3 separate regions of the Homo sapiens genome follow, and regions 2 and 3 are each linked to region 1. Evidence: chromatin loops called from intact Hi-C (ENCODE). Cell type or tissue: HCT116. All regions are shown on one strand.

Region 1 (2,500 bases):
TTACTTAACTCTAAAGGTGGTATTTTAAAAGAAATCATCTGGCTTAAGTCCAAGGGCTGCCATTTATTACTTCAATTCTTTTTCTTTAAAATTGAGCTACATTTTTTGCTTTCTTTTCCCCCCAGGATTGTCTGAGGTGCAAATGAGATAATGTAGGGGAAATCTTCGCAGTAAAGTGACGTGTTATTGTATGTTTCTTTCCATGAAACTAATAACATATACACAAAGCCCTGGACTTTGGCCAAGACTTTCTGTCTATAGTCTTCTGCCAGGTGGGGTGGGGGTGGAGTTGAAGATGACTGCCACCTGAGTCTCCCCCATAGGGATTTCAGTTGTCTTGGACGTGGTGTGGCCGACCCACATTTTCAGAAGTCTCCAGGTGTTCCTTATTTGCAGTCGGAGTGTGAATCAAGCACTGCTTTACCTCAGTGGTTTTCAAAGTGTGCTCTGCAGACCAACAGCATCACCTGGAAACTTGGTAGAGATGCATATTCTGGGCTTCACGCCAGAGCCACTGACTCACAGCCTCTGGGGTGGAGCCCAGCACCCTGCATTTAACAAACCCTCCAAGGGAGCCTGATCCCACTGAAGTGTGGGTGCGGCAGAGTGAGGTGGATGTGTCATACTTCAGCCTCGGAAGTTCGGCCGCCACGGCCTTTCCGTCCTCTCTCCCCTGCAGTCCCCGGTTTGCAAAGCGGAGCTTCCGGGCACCTCAGCCACAGTTCCTCTTTGCATTGCCGCTCCCTTGTGCGCGTTACTACCTATGTGGCTGTCTTGGCTGCTGCTTTCAGCAAACCAAATTTGGATGTGGAAATGGGATTTATTTGTGCAACACCTAGTTATTAAGCACCCACTGTATACTAGAAACCATGAAAGGCCCTGACGGTGTGAAGTCAAAGGAGGTAAGGGTCTCTGCCTTTCCAGTGCTTGTCATCTGAGGAGAGACAGAAAAAGCTCAGCAATTTTGGAAAACCATAATAAATGCTATGAAACACTGCTTGCTCTAGCTTGTTCTCGAAACATAAGAACAGCACAATTATTGCTCTTAGGACAATGACTGCAAGATTTATTGATAACAGGTTTTCTTTTTCAAATAATGAAGATAAAATTAACGTACAATACAGAGAAAGACCAGTTCATCAGACATGTAGTAACAAGGGTCAGTATGTCCCCAGAGGGGCAGAACCTGAAGTGAGACCCTTAAGAGTCACAGCCCTAGCCAGGCTGGCCCCAGGCATTGAGGGAAGTTCCAGCAAAGGAGGCACTATGTATATGGGCCCTTGGCGAGGTCATGGGGTTATGGTAACTCACAGGTGCGTCAGCTGAGTTAACCCAAGAACTAGAATTTGGGAGGCAAGGCCTCTGATTGCAGAGCAAATGAAACTACGAATCCCTTGCTTAGTAGCACAACTATTCACTTGAGCAATAATTAGGAAGGCGAGTTCCTTTAAAAATGAACATATGATTTGGGACATGGTCTGAATTGGAGAAAGCTAGCAATTTTGAAGTGGTAGTGTTGGTTCTCTCCACAAGAGGGCGCCTCTATTCTTTGTTTTTATTTTCTATCTGGAAGCAACAATTTATGTTTATTACTGGCACAGAATAAACAGAAGAGTGACTTATGTTTTGCTGTTTGCAGAGCTGACTTCATGTAAAATTTGGACAGTTTTATTACATTCCAAACAGTTACAGTTTTTTTCCGTCAGGACTTTGGGATATGTGGTTAGCACTGTTTCTTTTTAACAGTATCCTTATAATACATGAGCTCTATGCTATTTAGATTATCTGTAAAAATATCTCGTTCATTAGTGCCCATGAAAAAGATGTCAGTAAAATAGCCCCCTCCAAAATATGCTTCTGCATATTTGAAAGAATATTTACATAACACAGAAAGCAACTGGTTGCTTCACTTAAAATAGTGAGACAATTGAATGATACATTTGCTTATTGCAGCACTATGGAGACATTACCACTAACAAGTTCAGACAAGTATCATGACAGTTTCTCAGATCCCATCCAGAAATAAGAAAAGGGCTGCCTGTCCCAGAGATAGGCCTGGGGATGAGGTGGACACCAGTGAGGATGAAGACATCTGAAAATCAAAAAGTGGTGGCTTTTGAACTTAGTGTGAATTGCAACATAAATAATCAACTAAGCAGATAAGAGAGCATAAAAGCAGAACTGAAATTTTAATGGCATTGAACAAAAGTGTGTGAAAGTCACAGGCCCTGCGGCCCAGGGCCCCGTTATGCCTGGTGGTATGATACAGTGGCAAAGGGAGATGCAATTTTTTGAGATTCTTGCAATTTTATGCTTTTCTGGGAAATAATTCTCTTTCTCTCACCCAGCCTTTCCCCCTGTACCCCCACCCCCACAATCTTTTTGCTGCTGAACTAATATGACTTTGGGAGGGGATATCTGGGTTAGCATTTAAGTTCTCTACAAAGGTTAGAAATATAATATTAAAACTTTTGAGACTAATGATTTTGCTTCACCTTGC
Region 2 (2,500 bases), 1.1 Mb after region 1:
GAATCCCACTATCGGACTTTCAGATTATGTAAAGGGAAACTGTAGACTTTCAAGTCATTTAAAGGGTACCATGATAAAATGAAAAATTGTATGGATTTAGATTTAGAAGTCATAGGTTTCAACCCTAGCACTTCTAACCAGATGACCTCTTGCAAATCACGTCATCTTAGAAAATCAATGTATCAATAAAATGGAACACCATCCTTAGCAGTTTGTAGTGAGACTAAGATTAGATATTGCCCGTCTGCCAATTGCAAATATTTTTCAAATGTGTTTCCATTTTTATACTATTTACTATTTAGACTTTCTATTATGGTCCAGTTTTGCTCCTTCAACCAAATTAGATATTATTTGACAGAAAATATTGTAATTTATTACTGTTTACTTCTAGAATAGCTTTAAGAACATACCAGATGCTCAGTAAGTATTTATTTCATGCTTGGCTCTGAAATATAATTGAAGGATAAATATTTGGCAGTTGTGATCCTTTAAATTTAAATGATAACCCCACTATCAAAATAATCTAACTTAAAGTCAAATTATATCACTTAGGTAAACTGGAATAGATGCCCAAAAAGAGCCAGTGATTCTCATTTTTTTTTCAAAAGAGGAGAAAGATAAGAAAAAGGAGGGGCTATTGAACTGAGAATAATTGCCATTATATATCATTATAAAATTGGGACTCAAGAAGGTGAAAGACCTTTATAATGAAAACTACAAAACACCGATTAAAGATATTGAAGAAAACACAAACAAATGGAAAGATGTCCCATGCTCATAGATTGGAAGAATTAATCTTGTTCAAATGATCATACTACCCAAAGCGATCTACAGATTCAAAGCAATCCATTTCAAAATACCAACGTTGTTCTTTACAAAAGTAGAAAAAAAAATTCTAAAATTTGTATGGTACCACAAAAGACTTTGAATAGCCAAAGCAATCCTGACTGAAAAACTAAAAATCTGGAGGCATCACACTATTTGACTTCAAAATATACTACAAAATTATAATAACAGAAACAGCATGGTTTTGGGATAGACCAATGGAACAGAATAGATAACCCAGGAATAAATCCACATATTTACAGCCAACTGGTTTTTGACAAAGGGCAAAGAATGTGCAATGGGGAAAGGGCGCCCTCTTCAGTAAATGATGCTAGGAAGACTGGATAACCGTATGCAGAAAAATTAAACTGGACCCCTATCTCTCACCATAAGAAATCAACTCAAAATGAATTAAAAATTTAAATGTAGGGCCGCAAACTAAAATACTACTAGAAGAAAAAGAATAGGGCAAATGCTTCAGGACATTGGTGTAGGCAAAGATTTTATGTTCAAGACTTCAAAAGCACATGCAACAAAATTAAATATAGACAAATAAGACTACATTACACTAAAAAGCTTCTGCACAGCAAAGGAAACAATAAATAGAGTGAAGATGCAACCTATAGAATCAAAGAAAATACTTTAAAATTATTCATCTGAAAAAGCCTACTATCCAGAATATACAGGGAACTCAACTCAACAGCAAGAAGAAAAATAATCCAATTAAGAAGTGAGCAAAGGATCTGAATAGACATCTGTTAAAATAAGACATTCCAATGCCAGTAGGTGTATTAAAAATTCTCAACATCAATAATCATCAGGGAAATAAAAATCACAACCACCATGAGATATTATCTCACCCAGTTAGGACGGCTATTATCAAAAAGACAGAAGATAACAAATGCCGCTGAGGATGTGGATAAAAGGAAACTCTTATAGCTGTTAGTGCGAATGTAAATTAGTACAATCTTGTGTATTTATCCAAAGGAAGGGAAATCAGTATATCAAAGGGATACCTGTACCTCCATGTTTATTGCAGCATTGGTCACAATAGCCAAGATATGGAATCAACCTAAGTTTCCATCAATGAATGACTGGATAAAGAAAATGTGGCATATATTCACAATGGAATACTATTCAGCCATAAAAAATGAAATTCATTTGCACCAACATGGATGGAGCTGGAGGTTATTATGTTAAGTAGGACACTCCTGTGGGAGATAAATATCTTGATCTCATGTAGGTACAGAGTAGAATGATGGTCATTAGAGGCTGGGAAGGATGGGAGTGGAAGGAATGAGGAGAGATTGGTTAATGGGTACAAATATACAATTAGAAAGAATAAATTCTACTGTTTGACAGCACAGTAGGATAACTATAGTTAATAATAATTTATTGTATATTTCAAAATAGCAGAAGGGAAGAATTTAAATATTCCCCAAACAAATAATTGATAAATGTTTGAGGTAACAAGTATCTTAAACACCCTGATTTGATCATTACACATTCTGTGCATGTAACAAAATGTCACATATACCTCACCAATATTTTTAATTGTTGTGTCAATGAAAGAAATTATTCCAGAAAGTAGGAAAAGAAGAAAAGCTGCTTAACTCCTTATTCCAAAATCAGGTAAAGACAGTACAAGAAAAGAGAATCATAAACCCTGTGTTGC
Region 3 (2,500 bases), 1.2 Mb after region 1:
TTATCTGTGAAGCTGAGGGACTCGGGATGTGGAGGGAGAAAGGGAGGGAAGCACCCAAGATTGTTGTGCAGGAGCTAAGCTTAGCTGGGGACCACGGGAGGCGCCTTTACCTGGGGCGGGACCTTCCTTAGGTGGGGGTTGAGGAAGAAGCGGCCAGGCTTGGCTTCCATCGAGGTTTCTGTATCTGGGTGATACCTGGTGATGTGTCGACAGGCAGTGGGTTAAGAAGGCCTCAATTTCAGGAAAGGACTATGGCCTGGTCACATACATTAGCGAGCTGTCTACATAGAGGTGGCAGTTTACATCTTGAGAATGGTTGCTTCCAGGAAAAGAGTATAGGATGAGAAAAGCAGTAGGAATGAAGAATGAAAGCCCCGCCTCAGGCGTGGGTGAAACCTTTTACCATAACCAGAGGTGCTGGGCCATTGGGAAAATGTGTCATTATTAATAAAGCTTCCGCCACCCCTCTTCTGGGTTGAATTTTTCCCCCCATCAAACATCCTATGTTGAGGTCCTAACCCCCAACACCTCAGAATGGGGCCCTGTTTGGAAAGAGGTTCCTTAGAGGTAATCAGTCAAGACGACGTCACACTGGAGTAGGATGGGCCCCTAATCTAACACGACTGTGTTCTTATAAAAAGAAGGCCAGGTGAAGAAGCCGACACACAGGAGAACGCTGCATGGAGACTGGAGTTCTGCTGCCAAGGAATCGGTGGAAGCCAGGAAAGAGCCTGCAACAGATCCTTCCGCCGCACCTCCAGAAGAAGCACAGCCCTGGGGACTGCTGGATCTTACACTTCTGGCTTCCAGAACAGTGAGTCAATACATTTCTGTTGTTTTAGCGGCTCAGTTTGCGGTCCTTTGTTGTGCCGACTCCAGGAAACTGGACAATCCCCATGCCGTGCAAAGCAAACGTTATATTCTAACCTTCAGTAATACACCCTCTCCCAAGTCCTGACATTTTTCTTTTTCTTTGATCTTTGCTCCCTGATTCTCAGAGGTTCCTGGATGGGCAGGTCATTCCGTGTGTACTCACCAATCCAGGCCCACACCCCAGTGCCCCGAGACTCAAATTACACCAGCAACTCTCAGCCACTTCAAAGAACCTAGTCTGTCCATATATGGCTCTTAAGTTTTTAGGTTTCAGCCCTGCCTGAAATAAGTGAAGTAATATCATTGTCCTCAATTTCCTCATATGGTGCTTAGATTGCAAGATCATTTCCAGCTCAAAGTTTCTAAAAGAGTTGAATTGAAAATATTTCTCAGAAGGATGAGGAGGAGTGGCCCAATCCCTTCCCTCACCTCATCCCTTCTTATCACGAAACTTCCTGGGCTTTTATCTGGGCAAGGGTAGGAGCCTTCGTGTGACATTAACAGGTAAATCCTTGGATTTTTGGCCATATCTTTAAGCCTTTCCTATAGACCTCTTAAATACGAAATTCCCACAACTGGAATATATACCGCATTGATACTATCTTCCCCTTTATCCTAAAACTGTCATCTTTAAGCTTCAAACAGTACTGTGATTTGATGTTAACCATGATGATTTGTACAACCGTATTTACAAGGCCACAACTCAAGTCATTTTTAGATTTCATCCTTCTAGACTGTAGCCAAATTCCCATCCATAAAGCCTATCTGATTCTTATTTCAGTGTACTCCTCTTTCTCTACCATCAGTATTGGATTATTCGTCAATTGCATTTGTATTCTCACCTTTTCTAACTATACTGCTCTAACTTACAATTTCAAATTCAATTTTTTTTCATAAAGCCACTAACCACCTAATTAAACAAACAAACATCCCATTATAGCCTTAGAATCTGCAGCTCACCCTGGTAAGCCCTGCACCAGACTAATGGTGTTATCAGCATGTCTTAAATACTGTTATCTAAATGTTATTGAAACTGTATCACATGTCAACTTGGGAAAAAATGTTGTGCATATTTTTGAGATAAGACCACTAAGCTGGTCCAAGGAATATATGTGTGAGTAACATTTCTCACTGTTTTTTTTTTAATTTAATGTCATTACTATAGCAGCGAAATGCACAATACATAAAAATATTAATATTCTGCCACGAAGTAAAACTATATTGTCATTTTCATACCTATTAGTAATTCAAGAGAAAAAGGTCTGTTCTTCTCAATCTTAGCTTTGATAAAAATTATAAATATATTTTTAAAACAATATATATTGTTTAATTAAAATAAATAAACAATATATTGCACTCTTTCATCCACCAAGCACAAAGCAGGTTCTGATAAAAAACAAAATATTATTAATTAGTTATCCAAAAGCATAGTTAATAGTGTAGAACCCTGTTTTTAATTCAGCATTTTTATATGTAAGAGTTTCATAGTTAATAGGAATTGGCCATTTTATAAATGGTTGGTGACAGCATCATACTGAATGGGATGCGATTCTTATGGTATATGACAATAGTCTATTCCTTCAAAGGGAGAGGTGACAGGGAGGTTAATTAACCTTTCATCAGTTAA

What was found. Hi-C counts contacts between places; a loop is a spot of excess contacts. Peaks named below come from ENCODE experiments on the same cell type or tissue, not always from the same donor. Only the 100,000 strongest peaks of a DNase experiment are listed, where the experiment ranks them.
Region 2: it touches region 1 in a loop (3-fold over the local background); 52 of 110 quality-filtered maps call a loop at or near these places.
Region 3: a loop joins it to region 1, with 4 times the contacts of the local background. A loop is called at or near these places in 17 of 110 quality-filtered maps.

Annotation. Positions count from the first base shown.
Region 1 is chr13:21,636,897-21,639,396 of GRCh38, forward strand. No RefSeq gene overlaps it. Among named protein-coding and RNA genes, the nearest start is that of FGF9, 33 kb to the right of the region's middle. RefSeq lists an enhancer at 2,094-2,213. In HCT116, a CTCF peak has its summit at 1,529 (motif pointing right); a DNase peak (open chromatin) is centred at 575; H3K4me3 peaks cover 1,180 bases; H3K27ac peaks cover 1,421 bases.
Region 2 is chr13:22,739,315-22,741,814 of GRCh38, forward strand. No RefSeq gene overlaps it. Among named protein-coding and RNA genes, the nearest start is that of LINC00621, 180 kb to the right of the region's middle. In HCT116, a CTCF peak has its summit at 1,136 (motif pointing left); no DNase peak of the experiment used is centred here.
Region 3 is chr13:22,792,892-22,795,391 of GRCh38, forward strand. No RefSeq gene overlaps it. Among named protein-coding and RNA genes, the nearest start is that of LINC00621, 120 kb to the right of the region's middle. In HCT116, no CTCF peak of the experiment used is centred here; a DNase peak (open chromatin) is centred at 980; H3K4me3 peaks cover 1,841 bases; H3K27ac peaks cover 2,052 bases.